Linked DNA regions of Homo sapiens: regions 2 and 3 are each linked to region 1. A link is a loop called in an ENCODE intact Hi-C map of the cell type or tissue named here. Cell type or tissue: Caco-2. All regions are shown on one strand. Links, peaks and the distances in the headings refer to the core of each region. The heading gives the core; the rest is flanking DNA. Region 1 overlaps ZNF385B (zinc finger protein 385B). Region 2 has its middle 160 kb from the start of SESTD1. Region 3 overlaps ZNF385B (zinc finger protein 385B).

The links. Hi-C counts contacts between places; a loop is a spot of excess contacts. Peaks named below come from ENCODE experiments on the same cell type or tissue, not always from the same donor. Only the 100,000 strongest peaks of a DNase experiment are listed, where the experiment ranks them.
Region 2: it touches region 1 in a loop (4-fold over the local background); 5 of 110 quality-filtered maps call a loop at or near these places.
Region 3: a loop joins it to region 1, with 8 times the contacts of the local background. A loop is called at or near these places in 5 of 110 quality-filtered maps.

What each region holds. Positions count from the first base shown.
Region 1 is chr2:179,591,715-179,600,051 of GRCh38, forward strand. All of the region lies in intron 3 of ZNF385B (zinc finger protein 385B), which reads right to left. Among named protein-coding and RNA genes, the nearest start is that of MIR1258, 270 kb to the right of the region's middle. In Caco-2, for the core only: no CTCF peak of the experiment used is centred there; a DNase peak (open chromatin) is centred at 3,787.
Region 2 is chr2:179,418,239-179,426,575 of GRCh38, forward strand. No RefSeq gene overlaps it. Among named protein-coding and RNA genes, the nearest start is that of SESTD1, 160 kb to the left of the region's middle. In Caco-2, for the core only: a CTCF peak has its summit at 3,989 (motif pointing right); a DNase peak (open chromatin) is centred at 4,013.
Region 3 is chr2:179,665,679-179,674,015 of GRCh38, forward strand. The region is part of intron 3 of ZNF385B (zinc finger protein 385B); the gene reads right to left. Among named protein-coding and RNA genes, the nearest start is that of MIR1258, 190 kb to the right of the region's middle. In Caco-2, for the core only: no CTCF peak of the experiment used is centred there; a DNase peak (open chromatin) is centred at 3,743.

The sequences.
Region 1 (8,337 bases), core at 1,260-6,259:
TCTTTTTTCCCCCCATAAATTGGATATGATGGAATGTGTGGACTGTCCTCATTAATAGATAAACTGAGGCTCAGGCAGAACCTTTCTGTGATTTATCAAGTGTCAGAGCTGTAGGTTGAATCTTGAGCTTCCCTCCAGGGCCATTCTGTAAGATCACTTGGACCCCAGGGATCCTTCCGCCCCAGTGACTTCAGGTAGCAGCTCATTTTCTTTTTCCTTAGTGAAAAACAGGCCCAGAGCATGCCCTATATAGTCCATAGTGTGAAAATGAGGTGTTGTTAACAGCAATATAATTAGGTATCTTGTGATTACAAATTAGGCAGAAACAATATCTTTTCAAAAGTTACACCACTAAACCTGCACATGCTCCATTTATGAAGAATAAATAGCTACGAATCCTCTAAACACTGAGACAAATCTCAAGACTGGCAGATTCTCTTTCCCTGCTCTTCTACCCCTTTACACTGTCTTCCAGAAAACACGTTGCTCTCTCAGCAGTGGTGCAGTTAAGAGCTCTCTACACCCTCTTCCTCTGGATGTTCAAGCAGGCAAATATAAAGTCTATTTGGAAAAAAAAACCCTGTTCATTTAAATAACTTAAATGCCATTTTTATAACTCATAAGTATAGCACTGACCACTGTAATTTAATAGCCTCAGTTAGCTGGATGGCTAAAATACACAATTCAATCATAACATGGGCTGTACTATTTTCGTAGAAGGCTTTCCTTTGGTAATAAGTACACCTCACTAAAAAACTGAGAATGAAAGCATGACACTGTGATTAACTCCATGTCGTCTTTACCACAGCAGGAACTCACAGCAAATTCTACCCTAGGAAAGTGCTAATACTTATTAATTGGGAAGAACACTGAAGAAAAGTATACCGTAAGATGTTTGGACACTATTTTTTTTTACAGAAAAGAATATAATATGAAAACTGCTTTGGAATTATGTTCTATTGTTTCATGGTCCATATGGGGTTGTTGCATTATGTTAATTATTAACAAGATTAAAAAAATTAAACGGAAGTATGTTAGTTCTACTTGAAGGCCGTATGTCTAAACTGCTCATGGAAGGTTTTTGGCAACTCTAATCCTCATATACTTTATTTCTCTGTGTCTTTTTTGTTATTGAGAGCAGGCCCCAATGGATTCTCAAAAGTCTCTACGACCTTATATTAAGTACATTATAAGGGAATGTCAATTTTCATATGGGAATATGGTCTGTTACAACCTACTTGGGGATTCTAAAACCTAAACTTTTGCAGTGAGCTTTATCTATCCAACCCACCATAAAAAGTTACTGTTCAAAGGGAAGACAAAGGAAATAACTTCCCCAGGATTGAATAGAATTTTCCCCAAACATTAAGATTGCCTTCAATTATGATAAAAATGGATTACTTGCTGTCAACGGGAATGATAGCAAAACCTGGATTGAGGGAAGAAACACTTTTTTGAAAAACTATAATAAACACTGAAATAAAACAAAAAATAACATTCAGAAATTGTAAATGAAAAAAATATTAAAGTTTCTGAAAAAGACATTATTAATTGTTATTCTGTTTGCTGAACATTCCAAATATTCAGTTTTCCATTTCAATAGTTTTTCCTTACCAAAAATTATTAGCAACAATGGTATTCTTGAACAACTTATTTTTTAAAAAGCCACAAGGAATACGTTTGATGAAATCTCCATTTATATTTCTGAAATACAATTTCAAATAAGAATTCTCACTAGGATTATTTTTCTTAAATTACTAAATTGAACATATCCTCTCATTTATTATACATGTACAAGAATGCTGAGTAGTTCAATTTTCATGCGTAGAACAATTACTTAAATGCTTTAAAACACTCCCAAAAGATAACATAGTTCTGAAGAGTACACAGGTACTCAAGTATCAAGAAAAGCAATTCTGTCCTTATGGTTATTAACAAGAGACTAGCTAAGCCTGCTTCTACCAAAATGTCAACTACTGTCAACATTTTTAGAGAAAGTTCTTACGCTTATCTATACCATCCTTTAACTCATCCAAGTTATAACTAGGGTGACGATGTAATTTATTATCCAAACCAGGAAAGTTTAGAGAATGAAAGGGGATGCTTATTAATAGTCATAGGCCAGGAAGGCCCCAAGAAAATCAAGCTAAATGGTCACCTTAGTTATAGCCATCCCCCTTCATAATCTTTCTCCTGTCAAGAGTGTACACATGAAGTAGTCCCCTTCTCCCAATTACAATTTTCATTTCCAGGGCATATAAGTCAAGATGAGAAAGGGAATAGGGGAGGGAAGATCAGGCAGACTTCTTTCAACTTTGTAAAAGAAAAGTAGGCAAAAAGAAACAGAAGACCAAGGAAAGCAAAATCAGTTACTAAGGGAAGGCAAAAGTTAAAAAAATTCACTTCACTCCCCCAATTATTTGTTTTCAGCTTGTTTTTGCTTTCCTTTTAGCTCTTAGCCTAGTAGTATAGATTAGTAGTTCGTTTAGATTAGTAATTTGTTATTGTTATACAGCAGTTGTAACTTCAACTTAATTTGGCAGTCACACAAATACATCTAAATAAACATTAGAATAAGAAGTGGTTAATTCCATCAAGTTTCATTAATGAACAGTACTCAAAGCTACTGAAAATGGTCCAGTGCTCTCAAATGGCAGTATGCTAATTTAGTCATGGTCAACTCATCATCATACACTTTATAATATACCTACTTTTTTGCGTATGTTACAGCAGGGAAGAGACTGTTCACCACTACTGATTTCTACTCTTCTTTGTGACTACCTATATCTAAGCCCCAATGTTCTGATTGTAAGTCACAGAAAATAATACCCTAACATATGACTTGAGCCAGCAAATGGCACTTGGCCTAAGGTTGACTCAGTTACTAAAACTACCATCACTGCTGTAAGCCCATTATATGCTGATGTTATTTTTGACACTAGTATTTTTGAAGCCAGTTCAGATAAAGAGGAGGCTCAGTGCCAAAACATGCTTGTAAGTAAGTAGGACTCTCCTCTCAGGACAACAATATCTTATTCAAACCATGATACCAAGCCATTGTCTCAGTTGATATAGGTAAACTCTTTTTTTTTTTTTCTGTTTTGTTTTTTTTAGACAAGGTCTCATTCTTTCACCCCAGCTCAGTGCAGTGGCCTAATCATGGTTTACTGCAGGCTCAACCTCCTGGACTTAAGCAATCCCTCCACCTCAGCATTCTGAGTAGCTGGGTACAGGCACATATGCCCATGTGCAGCTAGTGAACTTAAGTTAGAAACGACTAGAAAAAAACTTTGTAGACCTGTGATAATATGATAAAGCAAATTTTATGTAGGCATAAGATAAATGCCAATAAAAATAATCTTTTATCTTTACTTACTTTACTATTAATCACCCAATAGGAAATTTATAGTGAAAAAAATGAAAACTATCACTTAAAAGAATTAATGAAGATCTGAAACTAGGAAGATTCAAAGGAAAAAAATCATCCATAGGGTATCTGATCTTTTTATTACTACTTCCAAAATGAAAAATTTTGCCTTCCTCAATGAAATGGCTTTCTAAGGCCTTTTTAATTTAAATCATTATGTCCCTGTGGGAGATACTTATGGATTATTCAACAACTATGCCAACTTTCTTCTAATGTTTCTTCCTGTAAAGCTTAAAAACTACATTTCCTATATGTTCTCCCATGGATGGTTTGGGTTCCATCATTCAGGAATGCTAAAATAGGTCACATGGGCCTAAGATCTGGCTGTAATGCTGTGGGCTGTGGCAGAGGTGCAGGGTGGTGATGCTTCCTAATGGTGGCAGCAGCTGCAGCTCTTTGAGCAGCCCAGTTCTCTGATAGGGCTTTAGAAGTCATATCTAGAAACTCAAGCTAAAGGTTGTTTTTCAGCCATCCCAGATATTCTTTTTTTTTTTTTCTTCCAGAGACAGGGTCTCACTCTGTTGCCCAGGCTGGAGTGAAGTAGTATGATCACAGCTCACTACAATCTTGACCTCCTGGGCTCCAGCGATCTGCATACCTAAGTGCAACCCACCCCCAAGTAGCTGGAACCACAAGCACATTAGGCACGTTATCGCACCATTGCGCTCCGCACTCCAGCCTGAGCAACAGAGTGAGACCCTGTCTAAAAAAAAAAGAAAAAGAAAATAACTGGTGAGTTCCTGAATCCAGGAATATGTGCATTTATAACTTCATAGAAACTATCTACAGAATACAGCATTTTAAAAAAATTGTTTTCAGAGCAAGCATTTTGTAAACAATTTAGGAGTGGGTATATATAAAAATTTCAAGGAACTACTATTTTCTCTACTAAATTCTTCAAAATCTTTAGTGGATGGACTTTTAATATCTCTAATAGGTTTCTATTGCTGCATAACAAATTACTCAAGAAAAAATCAGTGGCTTGGAACAATACCCATTTATTACCTCATAGTTCTGTAGGTTAGAAGTCTGAGTGGGTGTGACTGGATTCTCTGCTTAGGATGTCACAGGCGTTGAACAGGATAGACTCTTACTTACAGGCTCTCAATTCTTTCCCCTGGACTACTGGTTCTGCTTGCTGAGTCATTCATCTTTTTTGAACAGTAGTTTGAAACTAAGTAGTTTTATCAGCCTGCTTTCTGCAAGTGGAATTTTGGTATCTAACAGCCTTTTTTTCACTTTGTAGTCTCCCTGTTCCTTTCAGTCCAAGCTGGCAGTTTTCTGCTGATATAATTTTCTCAAAAACTTAGTGAATCTCTTGTGGATGACACAGAGATGTTCTCTATCAGACTGAGGCCACATCTACAAATCTTTTTGAGACTTCCTCTATCGTTGGCTTCTGTTGAGATGGCTGAGGGCAACATTCTTAAGGTTTACTGAAGCCCTCTAAGTTGGTATCTATTAGGCACAACTTTAGTGTCTTAGGGCCAAACACTAATCTTTTGATCTTTCAAAGTTTCAGCAAAGAGTTGTACAACCACACCCTTGGCTTTTCTTTTTCCTATGCCACACTTTCAGAAGCAATCTCTTACTTTTACCATCTTTTGTCATCTGAATAGACTGATAATATCTCAAATTGTCAAGACTGAGTTTCTTTTTGTTTAATAGTTTACCCCAATTTATCTCTCTGACATTTTACTCTAAGCAGCAAGAGTAAAATGGTAGTAAAAGAGTAAAACTCTGAGCAGGCCACATTTTCAACACTTTGCTTGAAAATTTCCTTAGCTAGATATCCTTGCTCATCTTTCACAGGTTCTCTTTTCCACATAACTGAAGGAGACAATTCCACTAAGCCTTTTTGCCACTATGTAACAAGGATCTATCTCCATTCTTTCAGTTCCCAATAATTTGTTTCCCATATCTTACTGAGCCCCTACCAGCAGAGTCTTTAATGTCCATATTTCTACTAAGTCTGTTCAAAGCAATCAAGGATTTTTCTATCATGCTCCTCTAAATTGTTCCAGCCTCTATCCACTTTCTGATTTCTTACATTTTTAGCTACTTGTTATGGCAGCACGCCACTTCAGGTACCTAATTTATATCTTCAGAAAAGTTCTACTTCCCTTGGTGGTTATATTTTTAACAGCCACAAATCTGGGTTTTATATTTTTATGGTGAGTTTACTGCATCATTTTGTCTTAAAAGGTACAGCAACACTTTAATACAGTTTAGTGGTAGCCAAAGTCTAGGATGTATATATTACTTTGACTGTTTTTTACATATAAAATGTACTATGTTGACACCTAAGTTTGGATACAGGCATAACTTAATATGTCAATGACTGCATATACAAAGTTAATCTGTATCCTTCACAGTCAGTAGCTTTACTCTTGAAATTATGATTTCATTAGTCTTTCATGTTCCTTCCATCCACCTTTCTTGTAGTCACTCCATCTGAGCTTTTCACACGACATACGCACAGATATCTTTGTGCCAATTATTCATGGGTCCTATTGATACAAGTTATATAATACCATCTTATTTTGCATTTTAATGTGGCCTGGGAACATTGGAATGTTTTATGAGGTTGATATGAAATATATATTATGTTCATGTCTTACAGTCAGAAAAAGAAAGATAAATAATATTATTGCCCCATAAGTCTTTTTTTCTTGGTTTGAAGTTCAAATTCTAAGTTGAAGTGTCCCAATACCAAAAATTAACCATATGAAAAACTCTCTGAAAAGATTAATTCAACTTTCACAATGTGAAGAAGTAAAAATCATCTTCACTAGAGCTCAAGATTTGAAAATGTCAGTCCAAAGAGAAAATCTTGAAATAATTCCAAGTTAGCAAGAATAAAAAAAGATGTCTAATATAATTGCCATGGTAATTACAGTATACCCTGTTACAAACTAGTTTGTGGTTAGTAAAGTGCTTTTTTTTATATTAGATTCTTTAGGATGAAGACATACTCAATGAATACAAAGTTTTGAAAACTAAAAAATAATATTAGTAAATTGTGACATGCTTTCAGAAAGATATTTTAAAAATACAGCCCAAACTAAAACCCATTAAAATGAGCTTGTTTTCTTAATATTCCTGAGACGACTCAACTGCCTCCCCTGCCGTGTTTGTTTGTGGCGCTCTAGTTCATGTGTTTTCTAGTCTGCATCCTGCTCCACCGTGATGAGAAATACTATCTTGAATGGGGTATGGACTGGGCTTTTCTGTGATTAAGGTTAATTGTTGTTACATTATGCAGCTCACTACAGATGTTTCCTTGTTCTATATCCTCCTCATCATGGCATGGTTCTAACGTGCTTTAGTCTTAAGTGTTCAAAGCATGTTACAGACTTTTTTTGATGAGTAAATCGTGATATATTTGAATATGTCAAATATGAAGTCCATTTATTATATATATAAAACCTGTAATATTCTGATATGTATTTATTAAAAAATAAAACCTCTATGTATGAGGTGGTGGTGAAAATATGCACGATACACCAAAAGCATGAATCATATATTAGAATTTGGATTCTGAAAATCCCATAAAGTTGTAATAAATGCCATAATAAATTCCATGAAACTAAGGTTTTGCCTGCACAAGAACTTTTGAAATTGTGACATCTTATACCTGGATGTTTGGTACATAAAAATATTAGCCTTAACTTTATTGTTCAACTTTCTAAAAAGAATTTACTAATTCTTATGGTTCAGAAATTTTATTTTGGAAACAAAAAGGATTTGTTATATTGATTCTTTTAATAAATTAGTGGGACACCTTGCTATAAGCAACAGATTTTTATATTAAGTGCTTTAGATGTTTACAGTAAAAAGAAGAGAATGATCCCTAATTAAAGACATTTATTGTGAAGAATTCTAAAATATGTGAGGAATCATGATTTAATCTATACAGTCATGAGTCGCGTAATGATTCTGTCAATGATAGATTGCATATACAATGGTCCCTTAAGATTATATAATACTGCTTTTTTGCTGTACCTTTTCTATGCTTAGATACACCAAAGTTTCTGGATTTAGAAACAGAGGTCCAAGAAGACTAAGGGACTTGCTCAGAACTATGCCCTTTGAGTTTCATGATCAGAATATCAGACCCAGATCTTCTGATTCCGAAAATCACAGTTCTATACAACTTGCCACTTTTGTGACTTAATGTCAAGTTTGTGTAGATGGGAAGTATTTAAAACAGTAAAAAGCAATGGAAACAAAGTGATAATTTTTGATAAACAAATGTTTAGTTTCAACTAATTGCCAAAATGTATCAGTCACAACAGAATTAATGGGAGAAAACTTAGGGAAATGCTTTAATCTTCCTTAATTAATATTTCATTAAAATAACTTAAAAATAAGAATGTTTTTATAGTTTTATGTGGAACTGTTTTCTCTCCAGCTTTCTGTCTGTTAAAATATCTCCATTAAGTTATTTAAATGTCATGGCCTTCCATGTCGATACAGTGTTTTTCCTTAAGTAGGTACCCAATAAACATGCTGAAAGACAAAAGCAGATCCTGGGCATTCCTTAAAACACCAACAAGGATACCAGTACTAACTAGATCAAACAAGTGATTGTGTAGAAGAGAAATAAGAGAACCAAGCAGTCTCTTGAAAATTCAAATAACATTCTGAAGACTGATGGTAGCCAGGTTTGATGACTTAGTAAAAAATAGAATATGGAAGTATATATCAGTGATTCAGGAAGAAATTTCTTCTATGGTGAGGCGTAAACACCCTTCCCCCATCCTATTGGGCTACGAGGCAAAGCTGCTGGCTCTGGGCTGCTCTGTCCAGGTGGATGCTTCATGGTACATGGATTGCGTTAACCATTTTGAATATGCCATTATGACTATGTGGAAGAAAGAAGTAATCATGAACTGCATCCACTAACC
Region 2 (8,337 bases), core at 2,099-7,098, 170 kb before region 1:
TATTTGTAAACGATAAATCCGTTAAGGGGTTAATATCCAAAATATATAAGGAACTCAAACAGATCAATAGCAAGAAAATGAAAAATCCAATTAAAAAATGGGCTAAGCACCTGAATAGAAATTTCTCAAAGAAAGACATATGAAAGACCAACAAGTATATGAAAAAAATGCTCAACATTACTAATCATCAGGGAAATGCAAATTAAAACAATGAGATATTACATCATACCTGTTAGAATGGTTATTATCAAAAAGACAAAAGAATTACCTAGGCATCGTGGCATGTGCCTGTAGTCCTAGCTACTTGGGAGGCTGAGGCAGGAGGATTGCTTGGGCCTAGGAGTTCAAGGCTGCAGTGAGCCATAATCATGCCACTGTACTCCAACCTGGGCCATGGAATGAGACCTTGTCTCTTGAAAACAAACAAACATAAAAGACAAAAGATAGAAAGTATTGGTAAGGATGTGGAGAAAAGGGAACACTTGCATACTGTTGGTGGGAATATAAAGTAGCACAGCCGTTACAGAAAATAGTATGAAGGTTCCTTTAAAAATTAAAAATAGAGCTACCATATTATCTAACAATCTCATTGCTGGGTATATGTTCAAAGAATATGAAATCAGTATATTGAAGTGATATCTGCACTCCCATGTTTATTGCAGGATTAGTCACAATAGGCAAAATATGGTATCAACCTAAGTGTTTATTAATAGGTGAATGGATAAGAAAATGTGGTATATATGCACAATGGAATACTATTCAGCCTTTAAAAAGAAGAAAATCCTGTCATTTGTGACAACATGGATGAATTAGGAGGATATTAGGTTGATTGAAATAAGCTGGATGCAGAAAGCTGAATACTTACTTACATGTAGAGTATTAAAAAGTCTAACTCATTGAAACAGAGAGTAAAATGGTGATTACCTAAAAATGTTATTGTGAACATTTTTACGCTGGAGGGGAGGGGTACTGGGGAGCTGTTTGTCAAAGGACACAAAATTTCAGTTAGGTAGGAGGAATAAGTTCAAGAGATCTATTGCCCATTGTGGTATTAACTACAGTTAATAGAAAACCCAGAAATAACACCACATGCTGCAACTATTTGATCTTCAACAAACCTGACAAAAACAAGCAACGGTGAAAGGATTCCCTGTTCAATAAATGGTGCTGGGATAACTGGCTAGCCATATGCAGAAGATTTAAACTTGACCCCTTCCTTATACCATGTACAAAAATTAACTCAAGATGGATTAAAGACTTAAATGTAAAACCCAAAACCATACAAACCCTGGAAGATAACTTAGGAAATACCATTCAGGACATAGGCATGGGCAAAGATCTCATGACGAAGATGCCAAAAGCAATTGCAACAAAACAAAAATTGACAAATGGGATCTAATTAAACTTAAGAACTTCTGCACAGCAAAAGAAGGTATCAACAGAGTAAACAGGCAACTTGCAGAATAGCAGACAATTTTTGCAAACTATATATCAGACAAGGGTCTAATATCCAGCATCTATAAGAAACTCAAACAAATTTACAAGAAAAAAATAAACAACTCCCTGAAAAAGTAGGCAAAGAACATGAACAGACACTTTTCAAAAGAAAACACACATGCAGCCAACAATCAATGAAAAAAAGCTCAACATCACTGATCATTAGAGAAATGCAAATCAAAACCACAATGAGATACTATCTAAGGGTCAGAGTGGCTATTATTAAAAAGTCAAAAAATAACTGGTGCTGGTGAGGTTGTGGAGAAAAAGGAACGCTTATACACTGTTAGTGGGAGTGTAAATTAGTTAAGCCAATGTGGAAGACAGTGTGGCAATGACCTCAAAGACCTAAAGACAGAAATACCATTTGACCCAGCAATCCCATTACTAGGTATATACCCAAAGGAATATAATTTGTTCTGTTGTAAAGACACATGAACACATATGCCCACTGCAGCACTATTCACAATAGCAAAGACATGGAATCAACTTAAATGTCCATCAATGATAGACTGGGTAAAGAAAATGTGGTACATATATACTATGGAATACTCTGCAGCCATAAAAAAGAAAGACCATGTCCTTTGCAGGGACATGGCTGAAGCTGGAGGCTATTATCCTTAACAAACTAATGTAGAAACAGGAAACCAAATTACCCATGTTCTTGCTTATAAGTGGGAGCTAAATGATGAGGGCACATAGACACAAAGGGGAACAACAGACACTGGGTTCTATCAGCGGGTGGAGGGTGGGAGGAGGGAGAGGATCAGGAAAAAAACTAAGGGTAGTAGGCTAAATACATGGGTGATGAAATAATCTGTACAACAAACCCCCAGGATACAAGTTTACCTATAAAACAAACCTGCACATGTACCCCTGAACTTAAAAGATAAAAAACAGTCTTCTTAATTAATTTATTTTAAAATATTATGGTAAAATATATAACATAAAATTTACCATTCTATTTTTAAATGTATAGTTCAAAGGCATTAAATACAATGACATTGTTGTACAGCCATCATCACCATCCCTCTCCAGAATTTTTCATCTTATACAATTGAAACTCTGTATCCATTATACAATAATTCTCCATTTTTCTCTGTGCCCAACCCTGGGCAACTAACATTCTACTTTCTGTATGAATTTGAGTACTCCAAGTACCCTTACTTGAAGAATCATACAGTATTTGTCTTTTTGTGACTGGCTTATTTCACTTAGCATAATGTCTTTAAGGGTTTATGCATGTTGTAGCATGTGTTAGAATTTCCTTAATTTGCAAGGCTTAATAATATTTCAGTGTGTGTATGTATGTGTGTATACATTTGTATACATAAACCACATTTTGTTTATCCATTCACCCATCAAAGGATATGGGTTGCTTTCACCTTTTGGCTATTGTGAATAATGTTGCTATGCATATGGGTATACATATATGTTTGTGTTCCTGTTTTCAATTCTTTTGGATATATATACCCAGAAGTGGAGTTGCTAGATCATATGGTATTTCTATTTTTTAATTTTTGAGGAACTGACAAATTGTTTTTCATAGCAGGTATGTCACTTTACATCCCACCTGCAGTGCATAAGGATTCCGATTTCTCCACATCCTCACCAACACTTGTTATTTTCTCTTTTTTTAATAGTAGCCATGCTGACGCATTTGAAGTGATGTCTCATTGTGGTTTTGATTTGCCTTTCTCTGGAATATCATTTTTATGACCTTGTCTGCAATATTTGTTATTATTTCTTCTAAAGGATTCAGACATAGAATGTTAATGAGCATAGAAATAAAGATAACTACTCTATATGAGAAAATAAAAATGAATTTAGTATCAGACGACAAAAGCTTGAGAAAATTTTTTGTTTTGTTTTGTTTTACTTAGTTTTTATGGGAAAAAATACACAGAACATGATATGCCAGAAATAAAAGAAACAAAAATTAGTACCTAATTTATTATATACATGGAATATGCTGAGAAATTTCAACACGTTTAACACTTTGGTAAAAAGCATAGGCCAATCCTTATATTTTTGTGACTTTCCAAGGTATTAGCACTTAGTCTTTAGATACAAACCAAAGTATCCAAAGACTACGTAAAAAGTATAAGGTTATAAAGTAATGGTTACTATGTCCATATTAAAGGTATAAAATAATGGCTAATATGTCTAGCTTTAGATCAGGCTATTTGGGTTTGAATTCTAGCTCTATTACTCATTTAACTGTGGGACACTGTGAACTTAGTAAACCTCTCTGGGTTTTGGCCTTCTTCATCTAGAAATGGGTATGATAATTTTAACAATCTTATAGACTGTAGTAAAAATTACAAATGTCAATATATTTCAAATGCTTAGTGTAGTGAAGTTTCCTATTTTTTTATATTTTTTTATTTTTTATTTTTTTTTACTTTAACATGTGTAGGAGTGAGACCGAATTTCCCTTTTTTGCCCTTAGAGACAAGTTCCTTGCATTATGAGGCACAGTGTTGGTAGCCTCCAGGGGGCACCAGAAAGCTGTGAGTTTGCTTGCGTCCTGGCCGGCAGATGTTGATAGCAGATTTAGGAATAGAAGTTTACCTGGGTCCCGTTTTCAGTCCCATTATTTCTCATTACTATATAGACTTCCTATGTGGGTAATTTGAGAAAGAAAACAGTTTCAGGAGTTCCTGTTAATTCCGTTGGAGATCTCAGGAGCAGATAGGAAAATTACCACTCTCCTATGTTCTTATAAACTCAGTTTAACCCTCAAGAGAATAACCTGAAAACCTGAGGGCTCTAGGATTGCACCAAGGTTATAGAATCTTTTATCTCAGGGCCCTAAGGAGAAGAAATATGTATTATGTGCTAGATATTGGGTTAGATGTTTTTCACACAGTAGCTTATAAATTATGTGTTATCTTGTTTAACTAAAAAAAATAATGTAAGTAATTTGTCAAAGTCACATAGCTAATGAGTGCCAGAGACAACTAAAATCCAGGTTCAATTCCAAACCATGCTACCCATGGAATTGTCTATCATTCATTGGGCATAATTATGGTTATTTTTATTATATTCCCCGTAATGACTGAAAGGGAGATAATCTTTGCAATTCACAAATTAGATGATGTTGGTGTCCTTGGAAGTATCAAGGAATTTTGAGATACTCTAAAAACAGCTCTATTGAGAAAGGATACTGATTCTGGCTTGATGTTTATTAAAAAATGAATAGCTGAATGTTCTATGATTTACTTACAAGTGCTTGAGCCTATCCAAGTCACAGAAGTAGACTTGGCATGGCCTTATTTATCAGAACTAGGTCCCAAAAATTGTAAACCTCAGAAAAATTAGGATTTTTGTTTTTCAAACTCTTTGTGCAGTCAGTTGACTACAGTAAGGCAGTGCAGGTCAGGAAGTAATTATACCACTGTTCATGAGCTTCTGTTCAAACACCACTTGTTTTCCTCATCTCACATGTTGACCCAGAAATGCGTTTAAAATATATTAAAAATATAAAACCTGACCTAAAGTAACAGTCGATTTCTTGTCATGTGATAATGATGCTCAGGGGCCCCTTTTATCTAAGGATTTCATAGTGCTTTATACACTCATTATCTCACAATCCATCTGTTCTACTTCATTTTATAGCAAAAAGATGGAGGCAACACAGAAATCACACAATATGTTGGTGTAGTGGCTTGAAAGGAAATTATTCAAATTCTGAACGCTTAGCCTATTCATCCTGATTTAATATGAACTTACTGGATATGGAGAGCAAGAAATATAATGGATGCTCTTATTGAGAGCTTATTAAGTCCTAGATTCTGTACTAGCTGTACTAAATACATACAAAGATCCTATTAGATCATTTAGACCTTTAAGACTTCAATGAGGTAGAAACTATTATTATCAGAGGGAAAAACTGAGGACCAGAGAGGTTATGTGCCCTCAACTGACAGTGAGGGATGAAACTTGGATTCAAACCAGGAAGGGCGCATGCTTCTTACTCATTATATGACATATTGTCTCTCAACATAGCAAAAGGTCTTGGATTTTTAAACATATTAAAGCTTAATGGTTACAGGGAAAGCAATTTTTTTTTGCTCTGATGTGTCTGAAGCACTGTATCAGTTATGAATTCTTGGATGTAAGCTATAGAAATTGATCCTGGCTAGCACAAAGGGAAATGGGAATTTATTGGTAGGAGAAGACAGAACTACTTACAGAATCTAAGAAAAGATGAGAGGCTGGGTCTTGGGAAGGACAGTTTCAGGGATCTAGAGACAACAACTAGTGGGAAATGCTTTCAGGACACCACTGCCCAATGAAGGATCCCTAATTCTCTCCATTTCTCAAGCTCCAGTTTAGCAGCATGAACTTGGATCACATACCCAATGTAGCCAGTGGTGGCCTAGGCATACCTACACTACACAGATGGGGAGATGGAAGTCTCAGGTGATGGCCAGGTGCTGATTACCAGCATTAGTAATTAGGGGAAATGACTGCTAGGCAGGACATGCACTAAACAAGATATTCTTGAGAAATAATGTGTGATGTGAAGCAGGTGCTCAAGAGGATCTGGAGCGAGATGAGGCAGGAAAGCCAGAGAAAATAAATCAAATGGTAAATAAGGGTGCAATATAAATTGCTAATTTTTGAAAGAGAGTGGAACTAAAATGTCTTCATAGCTTTTGCAGCCCTGAAACTGTAAAAAATAAATAAATAAAATCTCACACGACTTTATGACAATATCAGGGAGCAGTTTTCCTGATGATGAATACGCCCTCATCTGATCCTCCACTCAGAATGAGGAAGTTCCAGTTGCTATGTGTAATTCAGCATCTAGAGATCCTTGTCTTTATAATATCATGGGCTGTGTGAGATCTAGGGCTGGTCCCAGGACAAACTGACCACTGTTGGTTTTACTTATTTTCAGTGAATTATCGGGAATCTAACCCTGCATTCAGGGCCCATTTTTCCTCAGCTGCTTTTTCATCTTAGTTCTGCATTACTAAAGACCATCACTGTTGGCTGTTTCGATCATTTGAATCATGTACTGGTATCTTCTTCCATTTCACTTTCTTTCTGAAACTCAGCTGTTTTTGGTTTCTTGTTCTCTGTCGTAGGTTCTCTCTGTTTTTCAAGGCAACAGCTAATCTAGAAATCTAGAAATTTTAAACACAATTCCTAACCTCCAAGGGAAAAAAAGAAAGTTAAATTGTAAACTCCTCTAAATGTAGGTCTTCTATTTTAAGCCCCCAAAGAAGACCAAGCTGAGCACTTATTAATTGCTCAGCAAGTCAATAAGTATGTTTGTAATTTTGGCCACCTCTCAGCTTCTCTGTTTCCTCATCTGTAGATTGTGATAAGATTACCTGGTCCTTCAGGTGCATTGGAAGGTGCATATGAGAATAATCACATTAAAATGCCTTGAAAAGTAAATGTTGTGTGTACAGTGCTTGTACTTTCTAGAAGCAGTACCTTCCCTATTGCCCCAAAGCAGTAAGTTATACCTTAGTCACCAAAGCAGTCACAGTGTTTGTTTCAGACAAAATAGGAAGAGAAAGAAACACTGATGCCGATAGAAGGATGAGGTGGTTAGTGGGACCTATTTGAAATAGGCAGCTTCTTAGTGACCCTTAAATGTCACTTTATAGGTGCTTAGCCATCTTACCTTCATGGAAGAGTCGGTGGGTTCCATAAATAAGTTGAACTATTGGATGGATTCTATTTATGAGCAAAATAAACTACTTAAGACACTTGGAGACATATGACTGGTACAAGTGGGAGAAAAGAATAGTTTCAAATGACATCTCAATGAGTATCAGCTTTAAACAGTATCTCAGCACACAACTAAAGGATGCCCTTAAGTTGGCCATCACAAATTCAAATTTGTTGACCATATTAAATTATTTCACAAGAGATTAAATGGAGTAAAAAAGATGTATAAGAAAAAAGCAAAAGAGGTAAATCAAATGAAAAATTAAAAGAAAGCACCAACTCACATATTAAGTTTTTAAATAAATACAATTAACATTTATATTTATTGAGCAGTTGTGATATACCATGCATTGTTCTAAGCTCATTGTATGCGACAATTCATTTAATCCTCATATCAATCCTATGAGGAAGGAATTATTATTGTCACTTACAGATGAGGAAACCAAGGCACAGAGAGGTTAATACTTTGCTGTAGGCCACACAGTAGGTGGTGGAACCAGAAGTTCCAGACAGGCAGTCTGCCTCCAGAACCTATGTTCTCAACCACTAAATAAGCTACATTAAAGTAAAGAAAGTGCTCTGTGAGTATCAAAGATCCATACAAAATCAAGGTATTATGATCATGGTTATATCTACAGTACTATTTTTTTCTGAGACAAGGTCTTACTCTGTTGCTCAGGCTGGAGTGCAGTGATAGGATCATGACTCACAGCAACCTTGACCTCCCAGACTCAAGTGATCCTCCCACCCCAGCCTCCTGAGCAGCTGGGGCTATAGGTATGCTCAACTGGCTGATTTTAAAATTTTCTGTAGAGACAGAGTCTTCCTATGTTTCCCAGGCTGGTTTCAAAACTTCTAGGCTCAAGTGATCCTCCTACCTTGGCCTTCCAAAGTGCTGGGATTACAGGCATGAATAATATTTTTCAACAGAATGTACATTAGAGATAATCTAGCTGAAATCCTATTTTGCGTCTAAGGGAACAGGACGGGTTAACTGACTTGCTCAAGTTTACAGGTGACCTAAAGTAGAGTCTAAATTTGTTCTATTTTAGTCATTGAATATTAATTTGTTCTATTTAAGATATTGATAGCAGCACCCCTGCAACATCCCCCACCATTATATGGAAAGCATAGATTCTAATAATT
Region 3 (8,337 bases), core at 1,323-6,322, 74 kb after region 1:
ATGCCACCAGACAGAGCACCAGCTCCCTTCCTACACTGGATAGCAGACGTTCAAATAACGCAATGTAGGTTTTCCTAAAATAGATGCTCAGATATGTCAAGTTTTTCAACAGGGTTAAATTAGAAGTGCTATCTTTTTTTTTTTTCTTTTCATTTAAAAAAAAATCTCTACCTGCTCAATGTATACCCACTCTACCTTGCTTATTTCTATGCAAAGCCAGCTGGTCCTCTCAGGCAGAGTTTGCCTAGGGCAGCAAAATGCTCTGACTGTTTATCCCATGTGAGTGATTGCCAGCTGGGAGGAATGTGTTTTTCCTAGTTTGCCCATGGCATATATTCAGAGGGAGATGGACAAGACCATGAAACTTTGTACAAGTCGCACAGTTTTGTAGTGAGATGATATTTTGCAAACAAAAATGTTAAGATACATCTAATGTTGGGAGATGAAAGCCCAAAAAGATTTTAAGATTTGCTCCCTATTAACATAAAATCTAAAAAAAATTTCATTAAGGAAATCACCATAGGTTTTTGTTTTATTTCCAGAGTTGGTTACAATAGATGTTTGCCTATGAGACTGAAAATCATGTATTTTATAAGAGTTGAGTTAGCTGAAGTCAAAACTGCTGAAATATCGTCTGAGAGGCATATGGCAATAGCTTCCCCTCCTGTGATTTAACATTGTTAAATTAGCTATAAAATATTTTTATCAGTAATATACTGTTTTCCAAGATAATTCACACATATAAATTCCAAACCATCTTACTAATGAAAAGATAAAGGATTGCTTCATTCAGGGGAATTACTTGCTTTCAAATGGAGAATATAGTTTTAAGAAAAGATTTAACAAACAGATGTTTCAAAATTTTGAATACATGTTATATAATCATAGAATCTCAATTCTTAAAATGACTCCAAAACCATCTCATTTTATTAATGAAGAAACTGACACCAAGAGAGGAAAATCATCTTTTTTTTTTGTCAAATAATCATAAGAATATTTATTCATTCTTTTAATCTTTATTGAGTTTCCATTCTGGGCCAGGCCCTGCTCTGAGTGCTGAGGCTACGGGAGCTCTTGCTCTCATGGAACTTATGTTAGACTAATGTTTCCTGATTCTGATCACAGAGCTCTTTTCATTTGCTCACATATTTCTCTCACCAAAAGGGCTAATCTACAAAATGTATGAACAGACTCCAACATCTGACAAAAATACCTGTAGCTGTTGTTGTTGTTTTTTGTTTTATCTAGATTCATTTATCATGGTTATTTTTTGAAGATTATCACATTTATCCATATTAAGATGAAAACTCCCAGGTCTTTATGTGTCTTTCAGTTAACAACTTGCATAATAAAATATGTATTACATTTCTTATATTAATTAACATTTTTTGGGTTTGGTGGCATAATACAATTGGCAAAATTTTAGTTTTTCATCTCTGCTGCCCTCTTCCCCCCACCAAAAGGGAAAGATTCTGAAATTCAGAGATATTGATATGCTATTTCTGTGGATTTTTTTCCCCAACTCAATCTTAATACCTACATTAACATTCAGTAATGCAACAAAATAATTTAGAGAATAGCCATATAGTATCGAGTGAGCTTAAAACAGTCTGGAAACACAGTAGTAAACCAGGAAGACTTCTGAGTTTTTGTCACTAATATTCTGCAGAAATCATGTACTATGCATGTGCTGCAACTTTTACCTGGAAAAAACTTAGTCTCCCTCCCCCCCACCATTTTGTAGTTAAGGCAGAATACAAGAAATGTGTCCAGTGCTTGCCAGCCCCCAGCCTCTTCTACCTAATCTAACCCCTTTTTGTACCACATGACTCTATCCCATTCCAGCCATAGCTGACTGGACCAGGTGTGGGTCACTGATTTCGGGGCAGCTAATCAGACACAATGTGACTGGTGGCCTGGTTCAAAACGATGTGCTAATCCATCCCTCAGGAACTGGGAAGATGTGGAACAGTGGAGTAAATGCTGGAAAGTGCCAAGCTCTGAACAGCTTCATTGGCAGCTATGTTTAAGCCAGAGTTTATAGGGAAGAAGGAAAGGTCCCTAGAGAGAGGAGAATACAACATACAGTGCAGAGATGACCAGATATCATAAGAGAGGTATACACTGACTTGAGGGAAAAGATGATTCCCTATGATTTTCCAGGTAACTGACATCAGTTGTATTTAAGTCCCAGCCAGCTACAATCACTGACCTTAGATTTCTTGAGATTCACTGTTGTATTCTCAAAACAGACCTCCTCCTCCTTAAGTTGGCCTGAGTCTGTCTATTCCTTGCAACCAAACAAATCCTAATCAAGAGAAAATGACTTTTCACGTATCTAGACTTAGTTTTCTCCACAAGAAAAGAGCAAAAGTTAATCACAAGTGATGGTACTCAATTCCTCTTAAGTCTCTGAAGGATCATCCTATCCATAAGTCAATTTGGAGTACTGGTTAATATGCATTAATATTAATGACACCATGATATTTAATAATTTCTACAACCTTCTATATATAAAATTATGAGGGTCACAGAAGACCATAGTACTGAATTAATCTTTTCCATTTTTTAACCTCAAAATATTTGTTGGTAATACTCATATAGTTACCTTAATTTTTCCCTTTTCTCTATCAAAGGTGCTGAAAAACAGGCATCTGAAGAGACCACAATATACAGTAGTCTGTCCTTTTGATTTGCCATGCCCTCATATTCTCCTTTATCAAACTACTTTTTAGCTACTTCTTCCAGTGAATTTTGCTCCTAAAATAGTATATTCATGATGGGTTCCTCCTTTATTTCTATTTCATTAGTCATTAACCCTCCTTAAGCTAAATGGATGGAAACAGTGCATTTTCTCTATTTTTGTTTGCACATAAAGATTTGGTTAAAGTGTTTTGCTCTACAAGTTCATCTTATCACACAGTTCCTGGAGCCAACACCTTTCTTTTTTTTTTTTTTTTTAACTTTCTATATTTGATTAGTTTCTGCTGAGAGGAGGGTCTACAAAAATTCATTGCTACTACCTCATAAGCTAGGGGAAAAAAGGGACAATTTTAATTTTTTGTGATGTAAAGGAAACATCATTTTTAGCCAAATCATAGTTTTAATTCTAAAGATTTATTAAAATGATACAGTAGATATTGTGCAGCAATGGCTTGGAGCCATCTGAAGCACTTTACCCTGTCTGGGGTTTTCCAACTAAAAGGAAAATAAAGAATTTTGGGCAGTTAAAAGGGGAAATATTGATATAATTAAAAGGCTAGAAAACAAAAGGAAAGCTTAAAAAGTATAGTAAAAAGAATATCAAGGTACAGCTTCAAGTATGTAAATGGCTGTATGTTACAAAGCATAGAGACAACACAGAACTATGAAGAGAGCATATTTATATTTAGTTGTACTACTGTCAAAAAATACTTGAGTGTCAGAAGATGCTTTAAAGGTTCTATCTGTATTAACTAATATATTATGATTATTCTAATTTTACACATGAGGAAACTGAAGCCCAGAGACTCTAGGTAACTTACCCAAGGTTACATAGCTAGGGGAAGTTGAGGAGTGGGGATTTGAAAGCAGGAGTTCTGGCCCTGCAGCCGGACCCTTTAATCACAGACTGTCCATCCTCTGTAAATATCTTGAACAGTAGTTCTCAAATTGGTTACATATTAAAACCATCTCAGGAGCATTTCAAAGTACACCAACACATAGGCTCGAACTCCCAAAGATTCAGACTTAATGGGCTTAGGTGGGGCCTGTCATCAGCATATTTAAAATTCCCAGCATATTTTTTAAGTCTCCAGATGATTCTAAAGTGCAAAGTGACCACTAAGCCCAGATCACCTGGCTATTTAGTGGCCTAGCCAGAAGCAGCCTCTAGGTATCTTGACTTTTTCCTCTACATGATAGTGGCTCCCAGCTTCAGCAAATTGAGGGGGAAAATGAAAAAACACATTTTTACTCTGGAGTAATGAATTTGAGTTTCTTAAACCAAGAAGCTTTCATTCACTGGTGATCATGAAACACAAGGATGGGGTTTCTTTGGAGGTTATTAAAGCTAAGATGGATTCTCAATTTTCTGAAATAATTATGTTAATGAGAAACTGATGAACATTTCCAAACTTCTTTTAGGTACTGAAGAACTAATACAGTTTAGACACCAGAGGTCTCACAAGTTAAACCCTCTATATAATACAGAGCCCTCCTGAGAATCAACTTAAGGTGAAATGTTTTAAAGAAGAGATAATGGTGGTGGTGTGGTGGTACATGTTGAGCAACCAGCTCTCTGGAGGTGAGGGAAAATCCCTGATTAGCAGTGTTTACAAAATCATGGTGCTGGCCGGGCGCGGTGGCTCACGCTTGTAATCCCAGCACTTTGGGAGGCCGAGGCGGGCGGATCACGAGGTCAGGAGATCGAGACCATCCTGGCTAACACGGTGAAACCCCGTCTCTACTAAAAATACAAAAAAATTAGCCGGGCGTGATGGCGGGCGCCTGTAGTCCCAGCTACTCGGGAGGCTGAGGCAGGAGAATGGCGTGAACCCGGGAGGCGGAGCTTGCAGTGGGCCGAGATTGCGCCACTGCACTCTCGCCTGGGCCACAGAGCGAGACTCCGTCTCAAAAAAAAAAAAAAAAAAAATCATGGTGCTAATACTTTCACCATTGCCAATTGACAGCTAACAGCATGACATTATTGAGTGTGGAATTGGGAGGAGATGTACAGTAGCATGCTACTCTCTAGTACTTCCACCATACAGATGTAACAGTCATAAGAAAAACTCAAGAGCATGGATAGCAGTAGAACGTAAAAACAAAAACAAACAAAAAAAAATAGGAACTAATAGGTCTTGAAAATTTGTTACTCACTTTGAAATACAATTCATTTAATGTACATTTATATAATTTATTTTAAAAACAGCTATATTTAATAACTGGCAAAAGTTCTGAAAAGCTAATGATTGGTTCTCATGAGCTGGTCCAACATACCACTGAAAAGGCATCCGTTTAATCACGGAGTTTTCTTGGAGAAGGACAATATTTAATTAAATAATTTGAACAAGAATGAGTGAATTTAGGGGGTACATACAGTCTAAAGAGATAAATTTTCTTCATTAATTGAGATTTCTCAAAAATGAGAACTTTTGATTAAATCCTCCAGAGCAAATCCAGCCTTCATTGTGAGCAGTGGAGGATAAAGGCTAAGAGTGTGGGCTCTGGGTCAGAATAACTGGACTTAGTTTTCCTAGCTTGCCCATCTGTAACTCTGTGACCTTGGAAAAGTCACTTATCTATAGTTTCTCCATCTATGGAATGTGATGATAATGGCACCCACCTCACAGAATTGTTGAAAGAATTAAATGAGATACTACATGTGAAGCACTTGCAACAGTGACTGGCACACAGCAAATGCTTGGTGAATATTAGCTACCACTATTGTATCAAAGTGCCTTCAAGTATAAAAACTTTGTCTATTTGAGATGGTTCTGGCGACTGTCAGCTGCTTAATGTTCCTCAACACAATAAGAACTTCCAAGAGTGTCTTTGGCTTTTCTTATGCTCCTCCCGCTTGAAATACTGAATTCCTGCATGTGATTTCCAGCTCAGCTCAAAAATATTCTCTTTTTCTGATTAGCCTGCACCATGGATGCAATCTGGTCCCTCTTGAGGGATTTTAGTAAAATGTGAGAAGAGAGAGCTAATTTAAAAATGGAATTATTAATAAAAGGGAAGCAGAACTTAAACCTTTGCGAAATTCAGAACCTATTATATTGAAAAGCATATTCAAGACAAAACACGAAGGGTGTGGCCAAATGATGATGATCCAAGAAGATGAGTCAGCTGTCTAAACAAAATCCAGGACCTATTATTGTCCAAGATGCTAAAACAAATGACTCCAAAAGCAATTCAGAAATCATCAGGGCTGCCACCCTCATCATAGGCACACAGTAGAAGGGAGGTAGGTAGTACAATTTCAACGAAGGGGCTACAGGCACACATGAAACTTCATTGTAGCCCTGTTCCCCCAGCCCCTCTGTCTCAAGGCTCTGCCACCTGCACTCCACTCTCTGAACTCCATCCTATGTTCCCCAGCTGCCCCAGATGTAGCATGCACTGCAGCCAGCAAAGCAGTGGGGGTGTGGCTGCCTCCACCTAGATTTGGATGCCCTGGAGGACTGTGGGAACCAGGCAAAGAACTGTCACCAGGACAGCACCACTGCACAGAGCCCCTACTAGGGCAAGGCCTAGCAGAACTGGGACAAAATGGCTGCTCCTGATACCCTGGGGTGGTAGAGACACCCGGGTAAGATTCCAGCTCAAGAGAACTGCAGGTGTCCAATTCAAACTCTTGAGAGCTGTGACATGGGCTATGCCCTACAAAGCAGTGTGGACAGGGCTGCTTGGAATCCTGCAGATCCAACCTCTGCCCCAATGTGTCCAGAAGGTGGGACCACAGCTCCAGTGGGTCTGGAAGGCAGAGCTTTGAATCAAAGATTATTCTTGAGCCTTAAGATTTTGTTCTCACTCAGAATTTATCACTTATTTCTTCTTTCCTATTTCTCTCTTTTGGAATAGGAATGTTTGTCCAGTGCCTACCCCACCACTACAGTTTAGAAGCACAAAACCTGTTTGATTTCAGAGGCTCACAGCTGAAGGGGAATTTGCCTCAGAATAAATCATACCTTAAGTCTCACCCATATCTGATTTTGATAATATTTAGATGAGACTTTGGACTTTAGACTTTTGAGTCAATGCTGAAACAAGTCAAGACTTTCGGTTCTCTTGGGATGGGATGAATGTATTTTGTATGGAAGAAAGACATGAGGTTTAGGGGAGGAGTGAGAGGTAGAATGCTATGGTCTGAATGTTTGTGTCCCTCCCAAATTTTATGTTGAAATCCTAACCCCCAAGGCGATGGTATTAGGAGGTGAGGCCTTTGGGAGACATCTGGGAGTAGAGGCCCGATGAATGGAATTAGTGCCCTTATAAAAGATGTCTGAGAGACTCCTTACCTCTTCCACCAAGTGAGGATGCAGAGAAAACTCTTTTTCATCTATGATGAAGTGGGTCCTTACCAGACACAGAATCTGCTAGCCCCTTGATCTTGGAATTCCCAGCCTCAGAACTGTGAGAAATAAATTTCTGTCGTTTATAAGCCACCAAGTTTAAGACATTTTTTTGTTATAGTAGCCAAAATGAACTAAGACAGCTGAGGGCATTCCAATGTGGGTATCCTAGAGACTTAGGTCTGACAGCTGAATAGAAGCAAAAATCAAGGCTCTGCTCCTCTGCAAGGTGGGGAGTTAAAAAATGAAACTCAAGGCCAAATCCTTTGCAGAGAAATCTACTCAACAGCAAAGCGAGACGGCAAGAAAAGCCGTCTGTTTTGGTTAGATATTGAGGGGAGAGAGTGGCTTTCTGAGAATTTATAACCATAGTCCTACCCTTACATGGTTCAGGATTTAGATATTCACTATCTTCCTGGTCCAAGAAACCCCAAGCCAAGCGAAGTAACATATATGTTCCAGGGTTGGTTGCATCCTAGAGCACCTGGAAGTAACTAAAGTGATTCTTTCTAAAGAAGTGCATCCTCAACCCATGGCTTGAAGTTCCCACAGAGAAAGCCCAGTGGAACATGAGCTCACAATCCAAAATTATGAGCCACCATGAGCAAAAGACAGAAACAGAAAACATCATACGCTTTTCACAAATCTCTTAATTAAAGTTATAAAGTATAGTATACAAAATATGAAATAATTGAAGAATTATGGATAGTAGACCCCATAATGATCATTAAGAGATTAAATAACTGGTATTAATGTTTTATGTGGAAGAAGAATTTAGAAGAAAAAATGAGAACATGTGTTGGAATTATGGCAGTTTTCAAACAAGACCCTGAATAAAATTAAAAAGGCAATTTTTCTCTCAGGCCTACCTGTTGCCCCCCTTCCTTCTGCCTCCTTCACTTGACTTTCCTCTTCTCCAGCCCCTTTGGAAAGCCTACTATATTCATATGTATTCTGACTCATCTCAGAATGACATCAACTCAAACTACAAAAGCATCACTGCCAACAATTAAGTGGAATCTGTTTAATCTAAAGACAATACTCATATTCTAGTTTTATTTGAAGATACTATTTCATAACTTTTTAAAATACTCTCACAATGGAATATTTCTTAAACTTAATAAAGAACCACATTATTTCATTTACAGCAGTAAATAAGATTTATAAACCTTTTTATGCAACATAAAATCATGCAGACTTTTATCTGAAAATGAAATGTTTGATATAACTATCAAAAGATTAAATTAGATGTATTGATCTTAGAAGCACAGTTACTATA